Linked DNA regions of Homo sapiens: regions 1 and 2 are each linked to region 3. The links are chromatin contacts, found by Hi-C or POLR2A ChIA-PET in ENCODE. All regions are on one chromosome and are shown on one strand. The core of a region is the stretch at or near the end of the contact, and the rest is flanking DNA. Distances in the headings are between cores, read along the strand shown. Region 1 holds the start of LINC01802 (long intergenic non-protein coding RNA 1802). Region 2 has its middle 43 kb from the start of MIR1302-4. Region 3 has its middle 43 kb from the start of CPO.

The links. Hi-C counts contacts between places; a loop is a spot of excess contacts on that map. ChIA-PET counts read pairs that join two places held with the same protein, here RNA polymerase II (POLR2A). Pooled maps may share reads with other maps.
Region 1: a map of PC-3 shows a loop between it and region 3 (5-fold over the local background). The contact joins the promoter of LINC01802 here to the enhancer-like site in region 3. A Hi-C loop is called at or near these places in 6 of 168 maps with a recorded cell type or tissue (IMR-90, PC-3, ascending aorta and 3 more) and 13 of 50 pooled maps. POLR2A ChIA-PET finds 5 or more read pairs at or near these places in 1 of 52 experiments (AG04450).
Region 2: a map of IMR-90 shows a loop between it and region 3 (12-fold over the local background). The contact joins two enhancer-like sites. A Hi-C loop is called at or near these places in 2 of 168 maps with a recorded cell type or tissue (IMR-90 and Panc1) and 5 of 50 pooled maps. POLR2A ChIA-PET finds 5 or more read pairs at or near these places in 3 of 52 experiments (CD8-positive, alpha-beta T cell, WTC11 and activated CD8-positive, alpha-beta memory T cell).

Annotation. Positions count from the first base shown.
Region 1 is chr2:207,258,132-207,262,840 of GRCh38, forward strand. It overlaps LINC01802 (long intergenic non-protein coding RNA 1802), which reads left to right and starts at 2,314. Exons shown (of 3, transcript NR_146973.1): 1 at 2,314-2,436.
Region 2 is chr2:207,309,559-207,314,539 of GRCh38, forward strand. No RefSeq gene overlaps it. Among named protein-coding and RNA genes, the nearest start is that of MIR1302-4, 43 kb to the left of the region's middle. RefSeq lists an enhancer at 798-1,547. Within about 2 kb of position 2,018, at least 10 of the 41 ENCODE cell types and tissues checked have a DNase peak (open chromatin) inside an H3K27ac peak, as active enhancers do.
Region 3 is chr2:206,980,562-206,985,455 of GRCh38, forward strand. No RefSeq gene overlaps it. Among named protein-coding and RNA genes, the nearest start is that of CPO, 43 kb to the left of the region's middle. RefSeq lists a silencer at 1,277-1,426. Within about 2 kb of position 2,797, at least 3 of the 41 ENCODE cell types and tissues checked have a DNase peak (open chromatin) inside an H3K27ac peak, as active enhancers do; they include PC-3 and dorsolateral prefrontal cortex, where a contact is called at or near this core.

The DNA of each region.
Region 1 (4,709 bases), core at 1,064-3,563, 280 kb after region 3:
TTGCAAGCACACTTTCAGTCTCTTAAAACGAGAAACCCTACCCCAGCCACCTTTATTTCCAAATCCTCACGTTGAGGCTGGTGTCTGCCGTGGTGGTTCTCCCAGGATGGTAGCTGTGTCTGCATTCCTTTGGGTTGTTTTTTGGGCGTATGTGCATATGTGTGTGCACACATGTGTGTGTCTCAGACTGTATTGTTACATGCCCTTCTTCGAGGGTTTTTCTCTACGAGGCTCCCTGCTGACAAGCAGGACATGCACAATGGCAAAAGTGCTTTTTCTCTTAGACCAATGAGAATTCATAATCCACTTCCTACAGAAGCCCAGAAAGGGAACCAAACAAGCAGCCCTCTTCTCCCCCAGCATCCTGAGTCATGTCACAAATATTCTACACTCTTTTCTTCTAATTTATGTTGCTACAACTTCAAGGTCATTGGGAAGCTAGGAAAGAATTGGCCCTGCCTGGGGGAGGCTTTTGCACCCAGCACACAGCATTCTAACTGCCCCTGCTTCACTGCCAAGAAGGGAAGGTGTGGTTCACTTTGTCCTTATTTGACCAGAGGCTAGGCATGGAATGCTGCCTCAGTGCCTGGACTGTAAACTCCTGAGGCGGTCATAAATAGGCACTCGGCCTGGTATGGCTTCTTGGCTAAACATTTGCACAGTAACACAAATGAGGCAGCAGACATGAGTCAGGAGGGAGAAATCAGCTCAAGAAGGGGTGGGGGCTGGAGCTTAGGCTTCTCAAGCCTTTGAGATGATGCTTTAGCCAGAGATACTCAGCTGAGCCTCCAGGGACAGACTGCGGGCCCTCCCCCATGCACTGCACCACCTGCCAGATACATTTGCAAAGCAGCTTGTAAGACCAGCTAAGTAAAGAGCTACTTGTCCATACTCCATGCATGAGGCCAACAAGGACCTTGTGTGTTTCTGAAAGGGGCAATAAAAAGACATTAATTATTTTATCCAGATTGAACATTCACAGTTTCATCCAAGGTTATATACAAGCTGAGAACTTAAAGCTCAGGGATGATACTGACCCTGCAAGGTTAAGTCTGGTAGAAATATGAAAAGATAATAGTTATATCATTCCAGTGATCATTGTTAAGTGCTCAGTGATCAGTGGATCACCAGATTTATCCTTGCTTCCCAGAGACAGGGTGCCAGTGGCTGGTGGCCAGAAGTTTTTAAGCCCACACAGCATGTTTCCTATTCTCTGCTGGGGACAATGAAAGGGAGAGCCTCTCCCAGCTGCTACATGCCACCCTCTAAAGATCAGAAATAAAGTATGTGCTGAAGAAATGAATGGATTATTTCCTTTATTCATTCACAATAAAACACAGTGCTGCCCCGATATTGTGTTTCTCCATAGTAAGTCTGCCTCCCTCTGCTCCTGTTTAACAATTACGGTTTGCTAGGACTGCAAAGACCACAGATTGGGTGGCTTAAACAACAGAAATTTATTATCTCACAGTTCTGGAGGCTAGAAGCCCAAGATGAAGATGTCAGCAGGGGTGGTTGCTTCTAAGGGTGTCTCTCTTTGGCTTGCAGATGATCACCTTCCTGTGACATCTTCACAGGTCTTCCATCTTCACAGGTCTTCCCTCTGTGTCTGTCTACATCCTAACTTCTTCTTACAAGGACACCAGATATCATGGACACCATGGATTAGGGCCCACCCATATGAGATCATTTCATTTTCCCTCTTTAAAGACCCTATTTCTAAATGCAACCACATCTCGAGGTGCAGGGAGTTAGGACTTTAACACATAACACAATTCATTCCAATAACAACAATTATAATTTTTTGGTGTCACAGGGCCAAATAGCTTAGTCCCCTCCTCTCTGTGTCTGCATAAACATTTTGGCAAACGCAAATACTGCCCCTGACACAGACAGACACAGGATCTGCCCTTACCATGTCTGCCCACACCCTCTCTCCAAAAAAGGCTCTATCAAATAATTCCATGGCGTTTCAGGTTGTAACAACAGAAAAAAAGGTCTTTTTCTTTACGTATGAATTTTCTAGTCAGTCTTTCTACTGCTGAAGGAAAGGGGCAGTGACAATGCCTTGCCCTTTGTTCATTTATTCCTACCACCTGATTCACTTGTTTTGGTATGAAGGCAGCTTCTGTCTGGCTGTCTCATTATCAACATCACATGTGAGCAGTTTATTTTGGTAATAGAATGAGGTTTCATTTATTTTGAACATAAACTGAGATTCAGCATTTCACCAGCCCAAGTTGTAGGAAAAACTCCAAGTGGCAGGGTTATACCTGGTTCTCTTCATCCTGCGTCTTTCCTCCACCAGGTAACCCCAGATCCCATGAGGTGGCAGTGTCACCATTGCCCCAGCCCAGAGTCATTTCAAGGAGGAGCAGGTCACTTCCTGATTCCCAAAGCATCTGCCTGTACCATTGAAAACTTATTCCTGCTCAGGTAAGTCCTAACTATCCGTCCAGCCCCACACAGCCCTTTTCAAGAGCAGGAATGCTGAGCTCATGGGATGAATTTTGGTCCCATAACTACAGAATAGTTAAATGGGTAAGCATCAAGAAAGAACACACCTGTGATATTTTTGATGCTTTAAAAACTCTCATTTAAAATGTCCTGTCCCTCAACCCATGTTGAGTGTGTGTGTTTTGTTTTTTGAAATACTCCTCTGAGCTCAGCACACTAGAGACATGACAAATTTGGTGTTTTGAACCATATGCCCGTTTGAATTGTAGAGATGCACATTGGTTAGGTTTTTAGAGCACCTTCTGGTAAATTAAGTCAGAGGTAGATATCAATGCTGGTATATACTCAAGCAGACAAGGAAAATTAATTGCAAGAATGGGGCGGGAAAATATCTTCCATTTATCTTCTTCCTATTTCAAAATTCAAACCTACATTTCTAGAGATTTAAAGATATGACGATAAGGAAGTTTTAATTGGCCAAGATTTGAAGCTAAAGAGGCTAACCTCAAGGAATTAGTATTATTTGTTTATCTACTACTTATGGGGTATAGAGCTGTATACTGAGTCATAGTTAGACATGTAAATCTCTATCGTCCAGGATCACATCATCAGAGTAAAGAGACCAAAGATGCTTGAAACTGTAACAATGGAAAGCAGGAAAACCTGATCAGTTCCAACTGGGCAGGATGGACATTCCGTTTGGGGTTCAGAGTGGGAATGATCACTGCAGTGAAGGGGTCTCAGAGGAGGTGACATTTGAATTTGGATTAGGGGCTTGGAGTGGGAGAATGATATGCCAAAACTGTTGTCAGGGGTGAGTTCCCTAGCACAGGGCACAGGATGTGCGGGGGCAGGTGGGGAGCAAGCTTGGGAGGCAAGCTTATAGACCCTTGCCACGGCCCAGGCACAAGGCAATTCACACGGGAGCTGAGGTATGGCAGTGGTGAGTAGAGGCAGAGATGGGTGGGTAGAGGAAGAGACAGCATCTGTGAAGAAGAATAAGCAGAGCTTTGAGTCTACCGACTGTGAGGAACAGAGGACAGGGACCAGGGTCCTGACCACCGACCAGCTTTCAAAGGAAGACGGCTGCCCACGGGGAAGGTCTGGCTCCTAGACCTTCTTCCTAGCTGGGCAGCTGTCTCAGCTCCCTCTACTTCTCACATGCTCTTAAAATAGCAGAACTGTCCAGCATGCTGGGCTTTCCAGTGGAGTCCAGGCCACCCCAAGAATATAGCCCTGCCCTCTGAACAGGTAGGAAGAATGTTCAGGGCACAGGTATGAATTATCCAGGGGCAGTTGTCAAACAAAAAGTCCCAGAGCTCCCTCTGGCTTCAACCCCAAAGCAAGATCTCCATTCCAACTGTACTCAATCAAGTGGACATAGTCCAGCTATGACTGGGATCATTTGGACTTCATATCACATATCTTTGTCCCCTTTTGGATATTGTCGTGATTTTTTTTGTCGGCCCCTGTTACGCATCTATTGTCTTCATTCCCCTTTTCCAATATCCCTTATTTCTATTTGAATTTCTCATATGATCCTGGGACTTACGTGGTCTAGGTGAGGTTAATCAGGCATTCCATCCACCTGTTCTTGTTGACATATTTAAGCTTCTGGTTCAAATGTCACCTGAAGCCAGATACCTCTAAACTTTTCATTTATATGAAATAACTTCCCTTTATTGTTTGAGCTAGTTTGAGCTCGGTACCCTCTGCTTGCACGTAAAAAGTCCCTGACGTGGCCCAGTGTGGTGGCTCATGCTTGTAATTTAAGCACTTTGGGAGGCTGAGGTGGGTGGATCACCTGAGGTCAGGAGTTCAAGAACAGCCTGGCCAACAAGGTGAAACCCCATTTCTACTAAAAATACAAAATTAGCTGAGCATGGTGGTGCACACCTGTAATCCCAGCTACTTGGGAGGCTGAGGCAGGAGAATCACTTGAACCCTGGAGGCAGAGGTTACGTTGAGCCAAGATAGTGCCATTGCACTCCAGCCTGGGCAAAAAGAGTGAAACTCCGTCTCAAAAAGTCCCTGATGCAGGCTCCTTGTTTAATTATGTTATTGTAGAAAGGGCTCTGGGAAGGAAGACAGAACATGGTCACTCCAGGCCCTACTCTGGCATGAACCGGGCCTGTGTCCTTTGTCAAAGCTCTGTATCTCTCTGGGCTTCAGTTTCTTCATCTTAATGTGATGAGTTGTTCAAGCCAGTTGTTAGTGATCCTTCTAGCATTGGCATTCTGACTCACAACACC
Region 2 (4,981 bases), core at 768-3,267, 330 kb after region 3:
GCCCCCTAGACTTTCTCTAGCATGCACCCCTCCTCCCCACAACCACGGGGTCTTCAGGAGTTCTGGCCATCTCTCCTGACCCTCTGAGGTCCAATTTTCAAGCACTTTTATTCACATTCAAGGTACGAGATTAATAACACCCCCTACCTTAAGGTATATGTTTTGAAAAAGAGGACAATGTCTTAAGCAGAAGATTCAAAGTGAATGAACTTTAATTAAATGTCCAATAAAGAGAGATATAGATATGGATTTTAAGAAAAACTTCTAGGCATCTTAAAATAGGGTAGTCCATTTAATCCCCACATTTAAGCTTCCCTGTAATGGGAAGAAATAAATAAACTGAGAGCTTTGGGGTAGGAAGACAGGGTCGAGGGGTAACCTGGGAGGGGGCTGGGTGACTTGTTGCAAAAGTCAGAAGACCATGAGTCAGGGTGGGATCAGTATAACACTGTCATGAATTCTATCTTGCTGGCTTCTGTGCATGTGCTCCTGCGTGCGCGCGCGCGCGCACACACACACACACACACACACACACACACACACACACACACACGGTACAAATGCCTTTGTGGGAGGTGCTATTACCAACACCAAGTCTAAATCTAAGCCTCTCATTTTGTATTCCCTGCACTGTAAGGGGCAGCCCAAGGGGGCCGGGGTGGAGGGCGGGTGGGAGGCACATCTAGAAGAAGAAGGACAGATTTAAAAGGAAAGATTATTTATGAGGCCATGAAGACGTTCTTCCCAGACTCCTGAGTGCAGGAGTATGACTTATTTATTTTATTTTCGTTTGTAACCAAAACCTTCCCCTGACTCCCATTGGCCCCAGCTGAGAGGGGAGAGAGGGCCGGCCCGTCAGGCGTTGATCACCGGGCCAACGGGAGACAGTGTGGCGTGATGCTGACGCAGCCCACTGACAAGCCAGGGAGGCCCAGGGGAGCAGCTCTGAGCAGAGCAGCCAGAGCCAAGCAGGTAGAGAGCTGACAGCCGGGGAATTGCTAAGAGGCGCCGGGCTGGTGGGGGCAGGATGGTGAAACAGTTGGACTCGAGAGAAGGTGTGATTTGTGATGCACAAACTGTCGTTTACCCACTCCCCTTGGAGTCCTCTCCACGTCCCTCAGCTCCATCAACCTCTCTCCAGTTTAAATTTCCTCTCTCCCTTCCCCCTCCTGCATGCTCACTCCGTGGGTCCCCGCATTTCTATTCAATAATGTTTCTCTCCCTGTCTCCTTTTGGGAGAAGGAAGGGAGCAGATGAACACACATTAATAACATCAAAATGTCACATAAGTGATCAGCTGGAGGGGGCAGTCTCTCTGATGTCCTCAAGGCATCCTATTTAGGAATTGATATCTGCAGAGCCAGAAGAAAGCACAGCTGCTCTGGGGTACAGGCTAGGGAGTTAAGGGGATGGCTGTGTCAGTGTTGGGAATTCGTGCACTTACGGTGCAAAAGCACAAGGTGCATGAATTACCAAAGGCCTCAAGAACTGCCTGGTCCCACTCTCCTCCCTGGAGAGAGGCATCGCTGAGAAAACAGGAGCTTGTGTCTCCAGACTGGAGTTCTCTTTTAAGAAAATGGAAGTTGGGAGGGAAAGGGAGAGAAAAGCTTCAAGCCTATGGATAAGTCCTGAATCCTCCTCAGAATAGTGACCCCCGACATATGCACTGACGTGCCCATTTATTGAGAATCTCAGAATTCTTCGCAAAGGTGTCCCATTTAAGAAAATCCTCCATCCTTTTCAGGCAAAAGCAACAAACAGTAACAGAATAAAACTTTACTCATCAGATGGTGGTTACCAGTCTTTCCCTGCCATTTTTCTGGATGATGTTTAAAACCATGAGACTCCTGCTGGCCTTTCCCTTGTTACTGCACATAACCACATAGCCCTCTTACACTGGATGAAGCACTTTCTCCATAATGTTCACTTCTTTAATGACAGGATAGATGTTGCTGTTCTGACGACTGGAGTATTCAGACTGATGAGAACCACTGGTGATTCTCAGCAGTCCCAACATCACATGCTTCCTGTCCTGATGACCTGTGAGTCACCACTCCACCACCTCCCTATATGGGTGAGAGGTTACATCAGTCCCAGTCTATAGATGGAACAACACAGGCCCAATTGAGCAGATGTGCTTTCATGAGTCTGTCTCATACTATCTATTGCCAGGAAACAGGGTACAGTTGGAGACATATTGTTGCGTCATCTGAAGGCCTCATATTACAAGACACGACTATGAAGCTAGGCTTCACTCTATCACAGGAGTGGGAGCCTCAGACTTTAGCCCCTGGTTCCAATTCTGACACCTGCTTAGTATAGAAATACTTAGGTCCAGGAGTCAGAGGTTTGAGTTCTAGACTTAGAATTACCACTTAGCAATCACTTTCATCATGTCGCTCACCTGCTAAAAATCTTCCTATGGCTCCCTATTGCCCTTAAAATAAAATCCTAACCCCTCATCATGGAATTCAAGATTGTATCATCTGGCTTTTGCCATCTCTCTTACCCCATCTCACACCTCTCTCCCTCTCACTTGCTACTCCCCAGACACATCAGCCTATCTTTCTGTTCCTTTAAGTCACTCAGGCTGGTTCATACTTCATTGTCTTTGTACATGCTGTTCCCTCTGCCTACAATGTCCTAAAAGTGTCTGTAGTCTGCTAATCATTTCACCCTTAACAAATACTGCATTACTCAATAGGGAACACTCTCCCAGAAAAAGGTTTTTTTGGGGGGTTGGGAGGAGAATTTGAAATTTGATATATATTTTTAAAATCCAAGTAGTCATCATGGGGAAAATAAGAATCTGTCATTTGTTCATTAATTCATTCATTTAGCAGATATTTACCAGGCACCTTCTATGTTGGACTTCATTACACAACATGGTACTGTTTCTATTCGAATTACAATACACAAGCAGGGATGGGGAACTATGAGTTTTTAGAGCCTCTAGAAGTTCTAACCTAGCCCTGGCGTCAGCTCATGTGTCACCTCTTCAGAAATGCTTGTCCTGATCACATTATAAATTAGCTCTCCTTGCCTTCCCTCCACTTTCTAACACAAAACCCTGTTGTATAGAATAGAATAATATAATTTACCACTGCCCTAATTTGTTGATTGATGTATTTACTTATGTACCATCTGTCTCCACCAATTCATATTTAAGTTTCATGAAGGCATAACCTTGTCTCTCTTAGTCACCACCAGCACATAGAACAGTGCCTGGCACACAGACAGTGTTTGAAAAATGTCTGCTAAATAAATGAAGTAATGAATGAATGAATGTAGTCTTGGGCTAGTCGCTTAAACTCTCTGGGCCTTAGCTTTTTCATCTCTAAAATATGATCAATAACAACAACAACAAAAATACCTGCCTGAGTCAAAATGTTGGCAAGAGTTTGAAATAAAATATGTATAGACTCAATTTCCTAGAAAACAGAGCCTGAGGCAGGGATCAAGTGCTGGTGCTTTAAGTAGGAGGTACAATCCCTAGGCATTGGGAATGAGGGAAAAGGGAAAGAAAAAAAAACAGAAAGAATGAGAAGAAATAAAACACGGGTGGGCTCCTACATTGACTACTGCTTCGTGTGAAGCCACAAAGGGACACATTGGTCACTTGACAAGAGCATCCATTGGACCACACAGGACATCTTACATGGAGAAACTCTACCCTGAAGCAATGTATCAAGAGAGAACAGAACATTGGTCAATATTCACCCATTGGAGATTTTACCGCCCCACGCTTCCATATTGCCTTATCTTTACCCATGTCTCCCCAGTCTCCCCTGAAATCAACTCCTCTGTCCTTTAGTATGACATTTCACCCAAGCCTGGGAGTGTCTGGAAGAGACAGAGTCTCCAGATTGACCATGAGTGGTGAAACCCTGCAGCCCCACCCAAAACCCTTTGGCTTCAAAAGTGACAGCTACTTCAGAACAAGCAACTTCAGCGCAAGCAGGGGACAGGGAAGGATGAGAGACTCTCAGGCAGATGAGAGAATCCCACGAGGAAGAGAGGATGCATGCGAGATAGATTTGATACAGCATGAGAAAGTGGTTTAGAAACTATAAAGCTGCAAACAATGAAAAGTGATGTTGTTTTATTGGTCTTCTTTGAAATGCAACTGTCTTTCCATCTCATAGTCTCTGCACTTGTATAAGTTTGATGAGCTTTCAACTAGACTGCACAAATGAAGCCTTCCTTGTTTCCACTGTTACTGTTGAAACAGTACCTCTCTGAAACAAGCCACTTCATCTCCTCATAAAAAATCCTTATATCCAAAATAGGATCTCTAAATGGATTCTGTTAAAGTGGGGTTTTTTGCTTGCTGTATTTAGTTTCTATCCTTGAGAGAATGCAGCTAATATGAGCAATCCATATGGAAGATACTTTTCAAGTTACCTCCTTATCTTTTGATTCTCCCTCCATCAGTCTGCTTTTATAACATCAGCTTCCTTGGGGCCATTCTTGTATCGTCTACACAGTGATAAATTTTAACGCACCTCCAACATGTCATTAAATGTTAATAGCACAGAACCCATGTAATGGAAAGAATGAAAAGATTTCCCAGCCTGAAATGCCTCTGTCAGCAATTACATAACTTGTTGACATGTGGCCCCTTCATCAGGTTTATCTACAAATCCAAGACCCATACAATTAGGGGTCAACCTGAATTGGGGTCAACTGGAATTGGGTTCAGCCTGAACTGAGGAGCCACATGTGTTCTGGACTTTGATTGCATTCCAGAGCTCAGCTGAATAAAATGCCAGGCACATAGTAAGATACATACACAAACATAAACATATCATGTATATAATTCATTAAATATGTTACCAAATGAATGACTGTAGTCAGTTTAGAATGGAAATGCAAAAATTAAAAGCAAAAGCACAGGCTCTAGAACCAAAGTGCGTGGGTTCAAATCCCAGGTTTATCATAAACCAGCTAGTGTGACATTAGACAGTTGGCTTGACCTTTT
Region 3 (4,894 bases), core at 1,547-4,046:
CAAAGAGTCTGTAACCCCCCTTTCAAAAGATAAGAACTGCTGACTCAGAGGGATACTAGTTGAATTTAAGCAATTCAGGTAATTAACTGAAATCAATCAATTCAATTAATGAGAATATGTTCTTATTTGCCTGATAATCATATTTTTGTTATTTTAAAGGAAAGCTGTTGATAGAGAAATGTTATCCCATTATTTTTCATGATGATGGGACTGATATCTCCCCAGATGTATTTTTGCTTTTCTAGCCAAAACCTGACAGCTAGCCTCCTCTAGTCAGCAGGGTTGCTTCGAAGACACAGTTGTGTGTGCTGGTCTTCATTTGCTGTGAGTCTAAATGGAAACCTATAGGTGCTTTTCTGTGTCTTTGGTGTTTTCTGAAAATATCTCATTAGACATCTCAACATGCTGGTAAGGTGGAATCTCAAACAATCACCACATAGCAATAGGGCCGAAGAACTCAGGGCTTCCTCCACTCCAACACTCTGCCTGTGCATGTGACTTCTGCTCCAAGTCCTTGGTCCAGTCCTTAACCCATTTATGCCTGAGGTTGCAATTTTTTGAATTTTTGCCATCAGACCTTGGCAATGACCTTGAGCAGTGGGATATAAATAACTTCCACATGGTTAGCGTTGCAATAATGGAACGCTAGGCATAATGATGTAAATAATGTTGGCACTTCTTCCAGAGATCCCGAGGGCAGGATCCTACTGGTGCCAGGCACTCATTTACAGTAAGCAGCGTCTGTTACCAGCCTCAGGAGCAGAAGGTGAGAGTAATGATCACGGATCTCTGCACCAGTGGCTTCCCCAACCTAGTTACTTGTTTGTAATTAAGATGACAATGCAGCCGGGTGCGGTGGCTCATGCCTGTAATCCCAGCTCTTTGGGAGGCTGAGGCGGGCAGATCACTTGAGGTCAGGATTGGAGACCGGCCTGGCCAACATGGTGAAACCCTTTCTCTACCAAAAATATAAAAGATGAGCCAGGTGAGCCAGGTGTGGTGGCTCATGCCTGTAATCTCAGCTACTCGGGAGGCTGAAGCAGTAGAATCGCTTGAACCCAGGAGGTGGAGGTTGTAATAAGCCGAGATCATGCCACTGTACTCCAGTCTGGGCGACAGAGCGAGGCTCTGTCTCCAAAAAAAAGAAAAAAAGAAAAGACAATGCAACACATTTTCACTTCCTTCAGGAATTAGTACATTCCAATTTGAAGGGACAGGAGAAGATGGCTAGGTGTGCCCAGATCTTGGATTCTAAAGACAGAAGGCCATGAACAAGTGCTTGTTTTCTGGTTGGTGGCATTGGAGGAAGGATGATAGCAGGCGCCGCACACAGAGGGTTTTCCAGGAGGTGGCAGTGCGCCCTAAGGCTGGATCTTGGCTGTGCCTGCCTTGTGTATCAACCAAAGAATATTGTAATTGAGACATAACATTATAATGCATTCCAGACCACACAGCTACTCGAGTGTCACCTCAAAATGCTTCTTACTAGTTTCAAAGTCACTGTAACCAGGGTAGGGAGCTGGAAGCGAGGTAGAGGGTGGGAAGAAATGGGAGGGAGCTCTTGGAGACAAATCCGGCAGCGACACTTAGCATTGCTGTGAATGGAGTTTCAATACCATCAGACCAGGAGATACCCTGATGCATATTTACAACTGCTCCCACGTTCACCTCTGAAGACCAATAAAAGAAACTGAAGGACTCATATTGTCTCCATTTTAATTCCCAGGTTTACAAGAAATATTTCATTATTCTAATTCACAGGGAAATAAAGCATCTTCCCTTTTTAAATGAAAGGTCTCCTTGTTCAGGGTGAAGAGCAAATCAAATCAGTCTCTCCCCTGAGAGGTAAGGTTGGCCCCAGATACCAGACTGTGAGGTGAATGGCCACGTGTGGATGATGGTGATGGGAGGAGGGAGGAGAAAAAAGAACACTGGGTGTTGACCAGATCGTGCGTGTGAAACACACATAAGAGATGTATTCACACGGAGTCCATCACAGGCAGGGCAGATTGACTCTGTAATTTCCAATGCCTGACAATGACATCTCGGGACAGACTAAGTGATGGAGGAATAAGAGGGAGGCTAGGCAGGTGTCTTTCCCCTGCAATAGGCTGTTGGCTGGGGTGCTGGTTTACGCAGGCACATTTACAGAAATGAAAGAGCTGGATAAGATCAGAGCAAGGAGTGCTACAATGACTCCTTAGTGTTGTCACATCGTTTACTAGACACATTTCTCGCTTGGGAGCCTGACTTCCTGTTTACACAGTTCTTATTTGTATTTTTTTGTTTATAGCTCCTTGGACTTAGCCAGAGACCTCCATATGGATGAGAGAAGAGTAAAGTCAGCCAGGTGGATTGCTTGGGAAATCTGTGCAAATGAAAATGATACTTAAAGAAAAAAAGCCCAGCCTTTAAATGCCTTTGAATTCATCCAGAGTCTGTATGTGGTTTCCCTTTAATTTAGAAAACTAGTTGCTTTCTGATTTCCTCAACCCTCTTGCACTGGAACTTTGTTCTATATTCTCCGCAAATCCCTTCTTCTGCAAAACTCTCTTTATTCAGCTCTCTTACCTAATTCTAAGAGTGATCCATGTTGAGAACGCACAGAAGTAGTGTTTCCATGCCTTGCTGGTAGCAATCAAAATATACCTGCCTTTCCCATGGCCGAGTGATGTTTTTAAAGCTAAAAAACAAAGCAGACAAACAAGCAAAACATTTACACACCAAAAAACTGGTTTTCAGTGCTGGGGTGATGTTCTTCCTATGGCCCTCTGCCAAGAGGCCAGGCCTTCCTAGCAGCGACCAGACTGCTTTCTGGACAAGTAGGGAGAAGTGCCTATTTTGCAGAGAGTGGGAAACCATTCACCAAGTGCAGAACTGGGTTATTTAATGGGGTGGTGGCAGCTCAAGAAAGCTCATCAATAATCAAGTGAGGGGGGCAGGAAGGGGAAGACTGGAGAATTACTGAAGCAGGTGGGCTTTCAGCATGGGGACTCAGCAGAAGGCAGGAGTGGAATGTAGACTCCTCTGGGCAGCGCAAGACACAGAATGTTCAGATTCCCACAGAAGAGTAATGTGCAAGAGGTGAGATGCAGTACATTCCCTAGAGGCAATGAAATCATCAAGAAAACCTATAAACATTATGGTGAGGTGGCAAGGTCCTATAAACAAAATAAGTACACATTGGATAGATCACAGAGAAAATGCATGTTAACTCTTTGCAACCCGTACAATAACAGGAATCCCAAACAGAGCACACAGCTAGAACTCTTAAGACATGCAACAGTCCTAATGAGATACCAACTACCCACTCTAGTGAGAGGAATGCATGGTCTACCCTCAGCTCATTATGATGTTTATGATTCCTGCATTCAATTGTTTTCCAAAGATAGCTTTTCAGCTTTTTGTTTGAGTCCCAATCTAAGGAATCAAGTGTTTGCCTGATGCCAAAATATCTAAATCCAGGTATTTCCTACAGTCTGGCAGGAATGTTATATCATTAGCCATATTTAAACTCAGAAATAACAGCCATGAAGATTGTAAAGGTGGTACCAGGATGATACAAATTATTCATGGAAAATGGTGTCATTGTTGTGCAGAAAGGGCGCAGCCCTAAAAAGCACCTCATTCAAAGTCAGTAAGTGCAGGAGATAATGTTCCTATTCGTCATCACGGAGAGAAGCATACAGTGAGGTTTACAAGGAAAACCCGTATCACACAGCTCCAGAACATGCAGCAAGGCTGCAGCTTTTAAATGTTTAGAAACATTTAAGAAAAATGTCATTTAAGAAATATTAAGAAAGAGTTAAATTTCACAGGCCAGTGCAGGAAGATGGTGGGAAAGATATTGAGACATCTTTTACATGATCATATTACTGACCTAGGTTTCTTTGTGGTTCCTGTTGGTGGTAACATTTGCATTGAGTCAGCTGCCAGATCTGCAAAACGCATTTTCTTCTGTTGTTTTTTAAGCTTAAAAGCATAAGACTAGGAGCAATATCTAAAATCATTTGGTCCAAACTTTAATATTTTAGCATGGAACTCTTTGCAAAAAAACAAGCAAGAAAATAAAAACGTACCTTGATAAATCTTTATACACTTAGGGTTATTTCGTTGTAGGCAAGATAAATTAATGAGCTAACTAAAGCATAAGGAAATTCACTTGAAAGATACTAATGCTTGCACCTGATTGAAGGGAGGATGTAAGCATGAGGCTTTGAATATACAGGTAATTCTCTCTGTGATGAAGAGAAAGAACATTGTCTCACACACTTACTGACTTTGAATAAGGTGCTTTTTAGGGTTGTGCCCTTTCTGCACAACAGTGACACCATTTTCCACGAATAATTTGTATCATCCTGGCACCATCTCCTCAATCTTCATGGCTGATATTTATGAGTTTAAATACGGCTAATGATATAACATTCCTGCCAAATAGTCAATAGGAACTATCTGGATTCAGATATTTGACCATCAGGCAAATGCTTGATTCCTTAGATTGGGGATCAAACATAAAGCCATATTTTGAAAAATAATTTAATACTGCACAACCAAAGTGGCAACGAACTTTTACCTTTTCTTTTGCCATTGTAGTTGCTGGTGTGAGGGTCAAACTCTAAGGGGAGAGAGTCTGATTAAGCTGGGGTCACATGTTTGGCTGTACCTAGGTGGTGAGAGCTTCTCGTAGAAACCAATAGCCTGTGTGGCTTATAGTCAGGACATCTTGAGGCTTTATACAATATGAAGGGTGTAATTCTTCACATGGAAATTTGGGAGCTGTTAGAAGAGAGGAATGGGTGCTGAGAAACAAAAATTCATCAAAAACACACACACACACACACAAACATGCACCCCACACACCAAATAAAGCAGATGAACAAAGCTGAGGACAGAA